2 separate regions of the Homo sapiens genome follow, and region 2 is linked to region 1. Evidence: chromatin contacts called from ENCODE Hi-C data. All regions are on one chromosome and are shown on one strand. Each heading gives the region's core, a stretch centred on a gene start or an enhancer-like site at or near the end of the contact. The rest is flanking DNA. Distances are from core to core; before and after follow the strand shown.

Region 1 (7,380 bases), core at 2,910-5,409:
TTGCTCCTGGGCTCAAGCGATCCTCCGACCTTGGCTTCCCAAAGTGCTGGGACTACAGATGTGAGTCACAGCACTAGGCCAGTGAAAATGTTTTGAAATAGACAAATGTGATAGTTGCACTAACCCAGTGAATGTAATAATTACTGTTAAACTGTACTTTATTATTTATTTATTTTGAGACGAACTCTTGCTCTTTCACCCAGGCTGGAGTGCAATAGTGTGATCTCGGCTCACTGCAACCTCCACCTTCCGGGTTCAAGCGATTCTCCTGCCTCAGTCTCCTGAATAATTGGTATTACAGGCGCATGCCACCGCACCCGGCTAATTTTTGTATTTTTAGTAGAGACAGGGTTTCACCATGTTGGCCAGGCTGGTCTCGAACTCCTGACCTCGTGATCCGCCCACCTCGGCCTCCCAAAGTGCCGGGATCACAGGCATGAGCTACTGTGCCCAGCCTAAACTGTACATTTTTAAAGGGTTTTGTTATGTACATTTTACCAAAAAAAAAAAAAAAAAAAAAAAAGATCCAACAATAAAAATCCAAAGGTGAAATTGTGTAGACCAAGCAAACTGGGTAGAGAACACTGAATAAAGGAGTTAAAAAGAGACAGAGCTTTATATTTAATAAAAATGTGTTCCTGAAAAGTTTGTTGTGAATTGAACTCTTAATTATTATATTTCTCCTTTGACTTGTAGAAACTTTTTTCCAGCTTGAGGTATGATGACTAATAGAAACGGTGTATCTTTAAGGTATACAATGTGATGTTTTAATAAATGCATAAATTATGAAAATGATTACCAACACTGAAGCTACCTTTTTAAAGCTATTTTTATTTCAGGTTGCCCTCCAACTAGCAGGAATTCACAGCTCTTTAGTTTTAGATTTCTCTGCCTCCCATTTCAGAATAGTGCAGCAGAATTGCATTATTTTGAATTCTGCAATGTTTAATTTGTGATTATTCCAATAAAGGTTGCTTTGCATGAATATACTACAGTGTAAAACCATGTGCAAATAAATGCATAAGATATTTAAAAACAGAAGTGTTAATAAAAAACGCATGTAAAGATGAATACAGATTAAAGAAACTATTTTCACATGTCAGGAAGCTGGTATACAAGTAAAAGATCAAAATCGGATGTGTATGTTAACTCTCATTCCAATCTTCCTTTCAATATCAATTCTCGTTAATCACTTTTAGTGTCCTGACTTAAAAACAACATTGCATTTCTTTCAGTTCAGATTTTGCATTTATTTCAGATCACACTTTTTAGACACTGTCCCTGAATACATAAAGGTTTAGCTGCAAGGATCTATACTCAAATGCATTAAGAGTACTTACTATTTAAAGACATTAGATGTTAAATTTGTATAAAAAGTACTATAAAAGTGAATAATCACTTGTAATAGGTTTTTTAACAGCTTTATCTCTTAATAGTTTTTAAACAGACTTAAAATTTATATACCATAAAGTTCACCCATTTGAAGTGTACAATTCATTTCTTTGCATCTTTGCAAAGTTGTGCGACCTTCACATAATCTAATTTTAGAACACGTAATAAGTTTGTTTGTTTTTTTGAAACGAGTCTGGCTCTGTAGCCCAGGCTGGAGTGCAATGGCGCAATCTTGGCTCAGTGCAACCTCTGCTTCCCAGGTTCAAGCAATTCTCCTGCCTCAGCCTCCGGAGTAGCCGGGATTACAGGAGCGCGCCACCACGCCCGGTTAATTTTTGTATTTTTAGTAGAGATGGGTTTTGCCATGTTGGCCAGGCTGGTCTTGAACTCCTGACCTCAGGTGATCCACCTTCCTCAGCCTCCCAAAGTGCTGGGATTACAGGCGTGAGTCACCGCGCCTGGCCGAACATAAGTCTGAATTTTCACTGAATATCTGGTTTGAGGAAACATACGTATTTAGAAAGTCATTCATTAGAAGTGCTTTCAAGTTAGTCTGGTAAGTTTTCTCTTAAACATTTGACCAGTTAATTTCACAGCACCATATATATATCTTCAACTTGTTTCAAACTATGATCAATTTTTTTTATTCATTACAGTAAGTAAACAGATTACATTTCTGTTAGCCCATTTACAGACGATTAATGAAAGTAAACCTATGCAGTCATGTAAGTTGGTCATTCTTGTCTCCCACCTAACAGGTTCAATTTCCATTTTCAGAACTTTTCTACGTGTTCACTCTGATTTTTCTGTGCTTTTGTTTTTCGGCGAAGTTTTATGTTCCTTAAAAGAGGGGCCATAACATAGAATTACCATGTAATCCAGCAATTCCACTTATGAGTATACACACCCCCAAAGAAGCGGGAATTCAGAAGTATTTGTACACCCACGTTCATAGCTGTATTACAATAGCCAAAAGGTGGGGATAACCCAAATGTCTATCAAGAGACGAATGGATAAACAAAATGTGGTATACACACACAATGGAATATTATTCAGTCTTAAAAAGCAATTTTTTTTTTTTTTCTGAGACGGAGTTTCGCTTTGGTTGCCCAGGCTGGAGTGCAGTGGCGCGATCTTGGCTCACGCCAACCTCCGCCTCCCGGGTTCAAGCGATTATCCTGCCTCAGCCTCCCGAGTACCCGGGATAACAGGCGTGTGCTACCACGCCCGGCTAATTTTTGTATTTTTAGTAGAGACGGGCTCACGCCTGTAATCCCAGCACTTTGGGAAGACGAGGTGGGCAGATCACCTGAGGCCAGGAGTTCCAAACCAGCCTGGCCAACATGGTGAAATCTCGTCTCCACTAAAAATGCAAAAAATTAGCCGGGCGTGGTGCCGGGTGCCTGTAATCCCAGCTACTCGGGAGGCTGAGGCGGAAGAATGGCTTGAACCTGGGAGGCAGAGGTTGCAGTGAGCTAACGCCACTGCACTCCAGCCTGGGCGACAGAGTGAGACTCTGTCTCAAAAAAAAAAAAAAAGGTAAATTTTACTTTATGTATATTCAACCACACACACACACACACAAGTGGAGACATTAAGCTTCAAGTATCTTAATAGGACAAATCAAAGGCAATCTTTGGAATACACTGTCTTCATTTTTCCTTTATGCCAAGATGTGTATGTAAGTACAAAACAAACATGCACCTTTATCTGTATTGAGTTCTTGCAGTATGTATATGACCTGTTGGAAGTCATACTTTTTCCCAAACTGTCAATCATTAAAGTGTGCAGTTCTAAAAATAGACATAAAAATGCCTTTTCCCAAATATTCATTTATTTATAGTTTTACGTTCCTATCTTGTGTATCACCTAAGAGGAAGGTATGCCTTACGGTTAAGAATGTGGGCTCTGGTGCTAGAAGGATTTATCACGAATGTCCCGGAGTAACTCTGGGGCATTACCACTTGGCACCTTCTTCCTAATAGGGAATCTCAGATTAAGGGAAATACTTGCCCTCTCATAAAAGGAGGAAGAGAAAAAAAAAAAGGATAAAAAGAGGAGAAAGTGAGTCAGAAAACGTGACAATTATTACAGTTATTTCTGTCATAACTGATTCTATGTACATATTTTAAAAAAAATGAAGGGGGAGAGAACTCAAGAAAGTTTCCAAATCCACATGCTTTTATCTGTGTACGCGATAAATATATTAGTGCACGTGGAAAAACCACTCCTTTTGTATTCTTTACACCACTGACCTTTGAGTGTTCCCAACAGAAAGCTGGTCACGCTTGGAGTTCGGCCGACTAGTAGTTGTTGTTTTTACGGAACGTGCTCTCCTTTCTGGTTTCTCCCCAGTCTCTTTATTGGTGCGCGGTAAAATAACTTACCGATCCGCTTCTATTTACTTCTGTCCCTGCCCTGCCTGACCTGCCGGGCAAGTTCCCTCGACTCTCCCGCCCACATACTGGAAGGTGCAGAGCCCAAGGCGCACAGCTCTCGGATGGAAATGGGACTCATGCACAAGGCAATCCCCGCTACTAAGCGGTGGCGCTTCTGGAAGGCACCCTCTGCCTAAGTGACAGCAGCTGCTGTGGAACGCGCCCCCGGGGGAGGACATTAGATCAAGGTGCTTTGGCCACGCCGAGGCCTCCTCCGCCCCCGACCGCCGTTCCCACGCTCCCTGTCCCATGGCGAAGGTCGCCGGTGCCCGGTATTCACCTACGGCATTCGCGGCTGCAGCCTTCAGCACCCGCGCCATTTTGGAAAGCAACCCGCCACGTCAAGACTAGCCACGGAGGTTGAGAGACGCGCGGCAGAGGGCGGGGCGGGAGGCAGAGGGGGCGGGGACAGAAAGGTCAGGGGCGTGGCGAAGGTCGCTGCTTTCCTGCTACAACGGGCCTACTTTAGCTAAAACAGAAACGTAAGGCCAGGACGGGTCACCCTTTGTGGGCCCCTGAAAAATACAAAACGAAGTTTGGAGAGAGTTGAAAGGCGTTTGGGCTGACCATGGAGATTTTTGTTTCCCACCCTCCTGCGAAAGCGCTCGCGCTGCCATTGGCTCTGGCTGAGGGCGAGTCCGGAACCTGTGCGCCGCGGAACTTTCGGCTCTGAAATCCAAGTTGCGCTGGGCGCATCTTTGCCGCGCGGTTTCCGGGCGGCTCCCTTCCCTTGCATGCTGCATTGTGTCGGGAGTTGCTGACAGCCATGGCGCCGCAGGTCTGGCGTCGACGGACCCTGGAGCGGTGTCTGACGGAAGTCGGCAAAGCCACGGGTCGGCCCGAGTGCTTCCTCACGTAAGTGCGCAGATCCCGGGCTCGGGGTGCGACCGGGGTCTCACGTGGACGCGGGTTGCAGGCCTCCGGCAAATTGTGGAGCTGGGGGAAGGTAAGGGGAAACGTAAAATCGCTTTTCCCCAAATTTCAGAGTTTATGCTTTCCTAGGCTATCAAAATTTTAAAAACTGTTAAAATTTGTATAGATGGATCTCTCAGTTGAGTGTTACTGAAATCACTCTAACCTCAATTGTTAACACCTAGAAGCTTCCCTTGGGCTTCTTACGCCCCCATCCCTCTACACACAGACTGTTGGTTTCTCCTTCCTCCTATGTGCTCTCAAAGCACTTAGCGCTTAGCATACTTTATTGAAAGTACGAACTTGTCACTTGTCTGTCCACCCCCCATGACTAAGCTTCTTCAGAAATAGAACTTCCATGTCTCTTCCCAACACAAGCGTTTTATATGTATTTTGTTGAAGAATTTAAAATGTGATCTATGAAATTATTACTCATTTATGTTTCAAACCCCAACCTTTCCCTGAGTTCCCAGCTCACAGCAACTACAGACTGAGCTTAGTTTGAATTCCGTAGCACACAACTGGGATATCCACACTGTACAACTTTTAACGATTTTTAAAATTTTGGTACTGTCAAGCATCTCAAATTCACTGCGTCCAAAATAGAGCTGTTGTGTCTGTTTAATAGAATTGTTGTTTCTACCCACCTATACTCTGCCATCCCCTGAAGTCCTTTTCCCATGCTACACCTGTCAAGCGCGTCTGTGTGAAGAGACCACTAAAACAGGCTTTGTGTGAGCCACAAGGCTGTTTATTCACTTGGGTGCAAGTGGGCTGAGTCCGAAAAGAGAGTCAACTAATGGTGATGGGGAAGGGGTTGCTTTATAGGAGTTGGGTAGGTAATGGAAAATTACAGTAAAAGGTGGTTATCTATTAGCAGAGGAGGACGGGGTCACAAGGTACATGGTGGGGAGATCATAAGACTTATTGTCCAGAAGAAGAATGTCACAAGGTCGATTGATCAGTTAAGGTAGGGCAGGGACAAGTCACAATGGAGGAATGTTGTAATGTTGATTAATCAATTAAGGCAGGAACTGGCTGTTTTATTTCTTTTGTGGTTTTTCGGCTGCCCCAGACTTCTTGGCTCCTGCAGGCCATCTGGACATATATGTGCAGGTCACAGGGGTTACAATGGCTGAGCTTCAGCTCAGAGGCCTGACACCACCACCCAAGCCTTCCCTATCTCAGTAAATGGCACTTCTGTCTTTTCAGGTACTCAAACATAAAACTAGGCTGCTACTTTAATGTCTTCATTTTTCTCTATTCTATATCTAATTCTTTAGCAATCCTGTCAGTTCTACCTCCAAACTATACTCAGCATATTCACTGCTCTAACTCCAGTCTAAATCACCATTATCCTTTCGCTGGAATGCTGCATCAACCTTCTAATCACTGTACTTTCCTCCTCCTCCCTCGTCCCTTTCTCCTTCCTTCGTGTAAATCATCATTTCATCCCTCTGCTTAAAATGTTTTCTCTTTACACTTTAAATGACAAATTCTTACTCCTGAACCATGCATAATTTGGCTCCCATCAGTCTCTCCAGCTTCACCCTCTGCCTCCTTCACACTCTAGCCATGGTCACCTGTTTGTTTCCTCAAGCTCACCTCTAGAGGATTTGCATCTTAGAGGATTTCTTCTGCCTGGAATACATGTTTCCCAACCTTTATAAGACTATCTCCTTATCTGTAGGTTTCCTCTCAGATGTGACATCTAAGAGAGGTTTTCCTTGACCACTGTAGCCAAAGCAAATGTTGATCATTGAATGAATAAGTGAACAAATGAATGGAGTGGTATATAATGTAGCAGAATTGATAATTTAAGGTTAATTCACTATATATCTCCAAGCAAATAGATTTATAATGGTTTTCCTGCCTAAAATCTATACAGCCGATTCACAGATACTTGGTTGACAGGTTTTATATATCAGTGTAGCTCATCAGCTTATATGTTGTTGGGGGCCAGAATCTATACTTATACTTCATTCAAATTTTATTTTACAAAAGAGTTGGGTTTTTTTTATTTTTATTAAGAGTGCTGTGAAATTATTACCTGTAATTCTAAATCTCACTTAATTCCTCCCAATAGGATTCAAGAGGGATTGGCATCAAAGTTCACTTCTTTAACAAAAGTGCTTTATGACTTTAATAAAATATTAGAGAATGGTAGGATCCATGGAAGCCCCTTGCAAAAACTTGTGATAGAAAATTTTGATGATGAGCAGATTTGGCAACAACTGGAATTGCAAAATGAACCAATTTTACAATACTTTCAGAATGCAGTTAGTGAAACAATTAATGATGAAGATATCAGTCTTCTCCCAGAGAGTGAAGAACAGGAACGTGAAGAGGATGGTTCAGAGATAGAGGCTGATGACAAGGAGGACCTAGAAGATTTAGAGGAGGAGGAAGTGTCCGACATGGGTAATGATGATCCTGAAATGGGTGAGAGAGCTGAAAACTCAAGCAAATCTGATCTGAGGAAAAGCCCCGTTTTCAGTGATGAGGATTCTGACCTTGACTTTGATATCAGCAAATTGGAACAGCAGAGCAAGGTGCAAAACAAAGGACAGGGAAAACCAAGAGAAAAGTCCATAGTAGATGATAAATTCTTCAAACTCTCTGAAATGGAGGCCTATTT
Region 2 (7,380 bases), core at 3,456-5,955, 2.6 Mb after region 1:
CAGAGGTTGCCGTGAGCCAAGATCGCGCCATTGCACTCCAGCCTGGGCAACAAGAGTGAAACTGTCTCAAAAAAAAAAAAAACAAAAAACAACTATTATCCCAAGGGCCTGGGTAGTCAGGAAATCACAGAATTTTAAAGCTGCAAGGAACTTATGCAAATAGTAAAATTTTTTTAAATAACATTAATTGAGGGCTAATATTATGGGCATGATCATATTGCAAACATTTTACTTGTAATATTTTCTTTAATCCTCAAAACTACCCTATGAAATTGACACTATTATTAGTAGTAGTAGCAGTAGTAGTAGTATGTAATTGATGAGGAAATTGAGGCAAAGAATGTCTGGGTTTGAATCCCATCTCTGTCACCTATCACCTAGGAAACTTATGCAAGTTCATTAGCATTTTATTTGTTAGAGACCGATGAAACAGTATTCACTCCATAGGCTGTTGTGAAGATTAAGCAAGTTAGTATACGTAAAGCACTTGGAACAATGCTAGGAATGCAGTAAGCACTATATAAAGGTTGGTTATGTCTTGTTCAAAGGCCTAAGTAGTAGGTCTGGGATTAATTCCCGGTAACATGATCGCACTGCGTGTGCCCTGTTTTTTTGTTTTTTTTTTTTTTTGGAGACAGACAGAGTCTCTCGCTCCATTGCCCAGGCTGGAATGCAGTGGCTCAATCTCAATTCACTGTAACCTCCGCCTCCCAGGTTCAAATGATTCTTGTGCCTCAGCCTCCCGAGTAGCTGGGACTACCAGCACACACCACCACACCCAGCTACTTTTTGTATTTTTAGTAGAGACACGGTTTCACTATGTAGGCCAGGCTGGTCTCAAACTCCGGGCCTCAAGCAATCCACCCACCTTGGCCTCTGTGTGTACTCTTAACCACTACACTATTCCTCCTCTACAGACTGTCTTGTTAGGAACCCCCATTTTAAAGATGAGAAGCTGGAGATCCAGGCATTTCCCATATTAGACCCAGACCACAACCTTTCCTATTTCCTAGGGCAGGACCTGGCACTTCTGCCTCTATTCACTGTTATAGTCAAAGTTGGCTGCATCTGACTTGGACAAGAATTTTTTCCCTAACCGTGACAGATTTTTAGGCTACCCTATAACATCACAAATATTAATGTATACTTAAATGCCCTGTATGGCTCATTCATTCTTTTTTTTTTTTTTTTTTTTTGAGGCGGATTCTTGGTCTGTTGCCCAGGCTGGAGTGCAGTGGCACAATCTCGGCTCACTGCAACCTCTGCCTCCCAGGCTCAAGCGATTCTCCTGCCTCAGTCTCCTGAGTACAGGTGCCCACCACCATGCTCAGCTAATTTTTGTATTTTTAGTAGAGACAGGGTTTCACCATATTGGCCAGGCTGGTCTCAAACTCCTGACCTCATGATCTGCCTGCCTCGGCCTCCCAAAGGGCTGGGATTACAGGCGTGAGCTACCATGCCTGGCCATTTTTTTTTTCCAGACAGAGTTTTGCTCGTCGCCCAGGCTGGAGTGCAATGGCGCAATCTTGGCTCACTGCAACCTCTGCCTCCAGGGTTCAAATGATTTTCCTGCCTCAGCCTCCCGAGTAGCTGGGATTATAGGCGCCCGCCACCACGCCCAGCTAATTTTTGTATTTTTAGTTGAGACAGGGTTTCACCATGTTGGCCAGGCTGGTCTTCAACTCCTGACCTCAGATGATCCACCCGCCTCGGCCTCCTAAAGTGCTGGCATTACAGGCGTGAGCCACCGCACCCAGCAGGCTCATTCATTCTTAAAATTTATATTTACCACTGTAGGATTTATCAGTGATCCATCGATGGTGCCTTCCATGGCCTTTCTTCTCAAGTCTCCCGCATTTTTTACATCTTTAAATAACAGAAGGGTTACCCTGCATTCGGGAAATAGGTCCAGCTGATGTGTTAACTGCATTTCACAGATAAGCAGGATTCTACTGCACACAAAATGAAAAGACCAAAAGATTTCATTTAAAAGTTAACATCAGAACTCATTTCTTAATAAATATTCAAAAACTTTGAAAGTAACTTGATAAAAGTGTTAAACTAGAAAAATCCATCGCCAAAGCCCATTTGGCATCCTCATGAGATGTTGTCTTCCTAACCCTTCTGAGTTGTTCTGTTGTCATCCCCAGGGAAACGCCAAGGGGCCCAGCTGGTTGCTGTTTGTTCAGATGAGGCAGGCTCAGGTGCATGGTTGAAGGGCTGCTTCCCCAGCAGACAAGTAGGAGCAGAATGTCAGGAATTTTTTAAACCAGAGGTTGCTTACGGTATTAATGAAGTCTTACTCTATCTTAGTCTTTTTAACTTCCTGATCTCATCATTTTATTTATATTTTAGGAAGGCCTAGACATAAATATTAAGGAAGAAAATAATTTTAAAGAATAAAGTAGGCTGGGTGCAGTGGCTCATGCCTGTAATCTCAGCACTCTGGGAGGCCGAGGCGAGCAGATCACCTGAGGTTGGGAGTTCGAGACCAGCCTGACCAACATGGAGAAACCCCGTCTCTACTAAAAATGCCAAAAAAATTAGCCAGGCATGGTGGCGCATGCCTGTAATCCCAGCTACTCAGGAGGCTGAGGCAGAAGAATCGCTTGAACCTGGGAGGCAGAGGTTGCAGTGAGCCGAGATCATACCATTGCACCCCAGCCTGGGCAACAAGAGTGAAACTCCGTCTCAAAAAAAAAAAAGAATAGGGGGAAGGGATAGCATTAGGAGATATACCTAATGTAAACGATGAGTTAATGGGTGCAGCATACAAACATGGCACATGTATACAGATGTAACAAACCTGCACGTTGTGCACATGTACCCTAGAACTTAAAGTATAAAAATAAAAAAAAAGGATAAAGTATCCCACTTGACCCAAAGATATTCATTCCACGCATGGAAATTAAGCAGAGAGGGTACAATTATTAAATAATCAATGTCGCTCCTTTCTTGGACATAAGCTTAACAAGAAAAGGATAGGTTATTATATATAAAGACATAAAAGAAACATAAAAGACAACTTGAATAACCAGAAAGACATGACCATATCTTTGAATGGAAAAACTATGTATTGCAAAAATTTCTTTAAAACAATTTCTATCAAATTCTTAATAAAATATTTTGGTGGGGCAATTTGAGACTCATTTTATCCTTTTACCTGGCAGATTATATTTCTAGAACTCTTTCTGATGGAAGTCATTAGGAATCCAATAATTATATAAGATGTTCCTCTCATTATTTTAACAGTAAAAAGTTGCAAATAACCTATCTAGCTAATGATGGGATTAGTTGTTATTTAACAACCATTAAAACATGTGGTCTTGACGGTGTGTAAAAACGGCAATAAATAACATTAAGTAAGTAAAAACATCTGAATGGAAAACAAAACACAAACTGGCCAAAATGTGGGTTTTTTAAAAGGCTTTTAAACAAATATTAAAAAGAAAATACACCAAAAAGTTAATGTTATCTCTTATTTAGAATTAATTTGACTTTTTCTGTTACAAACAGAAAAAAATATATTTGTGAACGATATCCTGGCACACAGTTCAATCATTAGTCATGCTAAGGTGGAAAAAATGGATACAGAAAGACATAATCAGTAGGATCCCAATTATATAAAAAGATACACATATTTTTTTAAAATACATGAAAGAAACACTAAAATATGACCATCTTGGGTAGTGAGGTTATGAGGTGATTTTTATTGTCCTTTATATAAAAGAAAATATTTTGTTATGTATGTTCTGAATTTTCTACAGTAAGCACACAAAACATGAGTACACATAATAAGAAAGGAAAAAAACGTGCTTTTTAACACTGAGTGGGGGGAAGAACCCTTAGAAAACTTCAAAATAGTTTGTTCTTGTTTAGCGTAATTTACTCACTCAGGTCAGAAACTTGGAATCATCGTTGAGACCCAACCTGTCACTCAAATCCTATATCTAATCCGTAAAGTCCTGAATTTTCACCTGCTAAATATACTTTTGATTCGTCCACTTCTCTCCCATACGCTAGGTCACATCGCTCATCTACAGCAGTAGCCTTCTGAGTGGTTTCTCACAATTCCTGCCCTCCTATAATCCAGTCGTCACCAGCAGTTACAGTGATCCTTTCAAAATGTACATCAGATCTTGTCATTCTGCTGCTCTTATGATAAAGCCCCAACTTTGTGTCACGGTGTTCCACACTCTACGATCTGGTCCCTGCCTCTCCTCTTCTGCTACCGCCGCAATGGCCTTCTCTAAGCTCAAGTCACCAACCTTTCTCCCCGATTCTGCCCTATCGGACAGGTAGTTCCCTCTCTCCTTTCATCTCCGCCTGACGCACTCCTCCCTCCCTTCAACTCCATTTGGAGTCCATTTACTACAGCGCCCAGAACCCCGGCACTACGGCTCTTTTTAGTCTGAGGACTAGCTCCTTTTTGGGCCCAATCACAACTCTGAAGAATCCTGCGCCTATCCGCTGCATGTCTCCTCACTAAACTATTTCTTGAGGGGACAGCCTGACTCTATCATTCTCGTGCTGCATTCCCAGGGGCTGGCCTCGTTGCCGCTTGAGAAATACCAACCGCAGCCGTTGTCCCAAAGACACTACTAAAACTGCCCGGACCCTCCCGCTCCCGAGCCTGCCCGTTAGAGCGCAAGGAAAACTCACCATCCGGCCCCCAGTGCGTCTCGGAAGAGCTCCCGCTCCGAAACAAAGCTCACAACTTCCGGAAGCGATGGCCAATCCCCGTCTTCTTCGAGCCAGTTTCCGGATAGGCCGGCTCGGGGTGGCCATCTGTTTCCGGGTCCTGGTAGGAGGGGTGCTTCCGCCCATGGTCCCGCCCATTCTTCCGCCTCCCCAACCTGGGTCCCGTCAACGGACGCGAAGGAGAACAGGGGCTGTATATCACTTCCGGCGAAGGAAATGGAAGAATCTATGGGCTGGGACCGGAAGCTGGGGTCTGGTTTTGAGTCTCGGCTTTGTCTTAACCTGTGTTGGGCGTTGCACCGGGCGACCTCAGTTTCTTCCTGTACAAGGAAAAGTACTGACCAAAATGAGTTCTACATACATTTCCGCTGCTGGAGATTTCTTTGGTTTTTGAGACAGAGTCTTGCTCTGTTACTCAGGCTGGAGTGCTGTGGTGCAATCTCGGCTCACTGCAACCTCCGCGTCCCGGTTCAAGCCATTCTCCTGCCTCAGCCTCCCGAGCAGCTGGGACTACAGGCACCCGCCACCACGCCCCGCTAATTTTTTGTATTTTTAGTAGAGACGGGGTTTCACCGTGTTAGCTAGGATGGTCTGGATCACCTGACCTCGTGATCCACCCGCCTTGGCCTCCCAAGGAGCTGGGATTAGTTCTTTTTCTGGGCCATGTCTCCTGTGACACTTTGGACTTTTGAGTTTAATGCTGGAACAAGTTAAAATTTTGGTAGGTGATTGGGAAGGCATGATTATGTTTTGCAATGTCAGAAGGACATGAGATTTGGGGGTCCAGGGATGGATTGAATATATGTCCCTGCCAAATCTCATGTTGAATTGTCCCCATTTTTGGAGGTGGGACCTGATGGGAGGTGTTTGGGTCATGGAAGTGGATCTCTCATGGCTTGGTGTCTTTGCAATAGTGAGTGAGTGCCAGGAAGATGTGGTTATTTAGAAGTGTGTGGCACCCTCCAACACAGTCTCTTGGTCCAGTTCTCACCATGTGATGTGCCTGCTCTCTCTTCTCCTTCTGCCAATAGTAAAAGCTCCCTGGGGCCTCCTCAGAGGCCAAACAGATGGTGGTACTATGCTTCCTGTACAGCCTGCAGAAACATGAGCCAATTTAACCTCGTTTCTATATAAATTACCCAGTCTCAGGTATTTCTTTGTGGCAATGCAACAGCCTAATTGCAGGGGGCAGGGGCAGGGGGAAGAGGTGGGGAGGCATGACACACTGGGCTAAAACATGAAGAACATTCGGCCAGGTGCGGTGGCTCACGCCTGTAATCCCAACACTTTGGGAGGCCGAGGCAGGCAGATCACCTGAAGTCGGGAGTTCGAGACCAGCTTGACCAACGTGGAGAAACCCCGTCTCTACTAAAAAATAAAAAATTAGCCAGGCATGGTGGCTCATGCCTGTAATGCCAGCTACTCAAGAGACTGAGGCAGGAGAATCACGTGATCTGGGGAGGCAGAGGTTGCCATGAGCTGAGATCGCGCCATTGCACTCCAGCCTGGGCAACAAGAGTGAAACTCCCTCTCAAAAAAAAATAAATAAATAAAAATTAAAATTAAAAAAAATATATATATATATATATACATATATATATGAAGGACATTCTATTTCTGGGAGACACTGGAACAGGGCCCTGGCTGGTCTGGTTAGTCTCTCTCTATCACAGGATGCTACATTCCCAGCACATTCTACAGTTATCCTAGAGAACCACAAGTGAGAAAGGAGAGAGAACTAAATTGGTCCAAGGCCACCTGGAGAACTGTCCTGCAGTCTATGCCCTTAACCCAGATTATACCCTTTAGCAAAGCTAGTCCGTTTCATATGCCCACCAACCTCCTAGTATCTGGAGGCGGAAGTTTGTCTTATCAGATCGATGTAACACCTTCACAGACACAATGTCAGTACAACATTGTTGAGCCATAGCCAGAATACATTTTACTAGGCCCAGGAGGACTACATCACAAACAGGTTGATCAGGTCTGTCTGGAGCATCAACCTAGTCCAGGATCCAGTGATCCAGGTAAGAACATAATAGGTCAAAGGTGCCAGCCCACCAAGATCTTATTAGTTGTCATGATGTTTTGCCACCTTAGGCCAATTAAGTCTACCTCCCTCCCATGTGGCAGATGTTAGATCCTCACTCAGTAAGCCAGGGCTCAGGTTCTGTTGATATTCACTGTGCCACTATAATACTGGTAGAGTTTACTACTGGCAGGACGAGAAGGTTGCTGTAGCCTGTGACATAATGGGGTCTGGGATGACAGATCCAGCACTTTCCTATGGTAGCCACAGCTTGGGAGAGCCTAACAAACGCGTTATGCTTCTAGGCCTCTGCAGTCACGTCCTTGTGGAAAAAGCAGACTGACAGGTTAGTGCCCTGCCCCTTACACTTCCTGCATCCTCGGGTATTCCCTACCTATGTGATAGAGGTTGAGCTGAGTGTAGTGTCCCAGTCTGACTGCTGCAGTCCCGAGAGTACCCATTCCGCTTGTTGCATGACCCAGGCCTTTTGGCTTCAGTCGTCCAGTCCGGGAAGGTTTGTCTTGTACAAACTCGACATGTCTGATAAGGTTACCTACCTGAATGGAAGGATCAGGTGTTCCTGGTGCCACTAAGCCTAGCACCCTGATACTCCTTGGTCCTGTCCTGTATCCCTGTGGATTTCATAGAAG

The links. Hi-C counts contacts between places; a loop is a spot of excess contacts on that map. Pooled maps may share reads with other maps.
Region 2: a loop to region 1 is called in a map of CD8-positive, alpha-beta T cell, with 13 times the contacts of the local background. The contact joins the promoter of TPRKB here to the promoter of MCEE in region 1. A Hi-C loop is called at or near these places in 3 of 168 maps with a recorded cell type or tissue (CD4-positive, alpha-beta T cell, CD8-positive, alpha-beta T cell and naive thymus-derived CD4-positive, alpha-beta T cell), 3 of 37 single-sample maps with no recorded cell type and 12 of 50 pooled maps.

Annotation. Positions count from the first base shown.
Region 1 is chr2:71,126,070-71,133,449 of GRCh38, forward strand. MCEE (methylmalonyl-CoA epimerase) reads right to left here and starts at 4,160. Exons shown (of 3, transcript NM_032601.4): 1 at 4,111-4,160. The coding sequence starts at 4,150. It overlaps MPHOSPH10 (M-phase phosphoprotein 10), which reads left to right and starts at 4,565. Exons shown (of 11, transcript NM_005791.3): 1 at 4,565-4,685; 2 at 6,829-7,380. The coding sequence starts at 4,597. RefSeq lists enhancers at 3,383-4,241, 4,563-4,612, 4,713-4,762.
Region 2 is chr2:73,732,640-73,740,019 of GRCh38, forward strand. It overlaps TPRKB (TP53RK binding protein), which reads right to left and starts at 4,706. Exons shown (of 5, transcript NM_016058.5): 1 at 4,663-4,706; 2 at 1,790-1,952. The coding sequence starts at 1,930. RefSeq lists enhancers at 4,968-5,047, 5,088-5,147.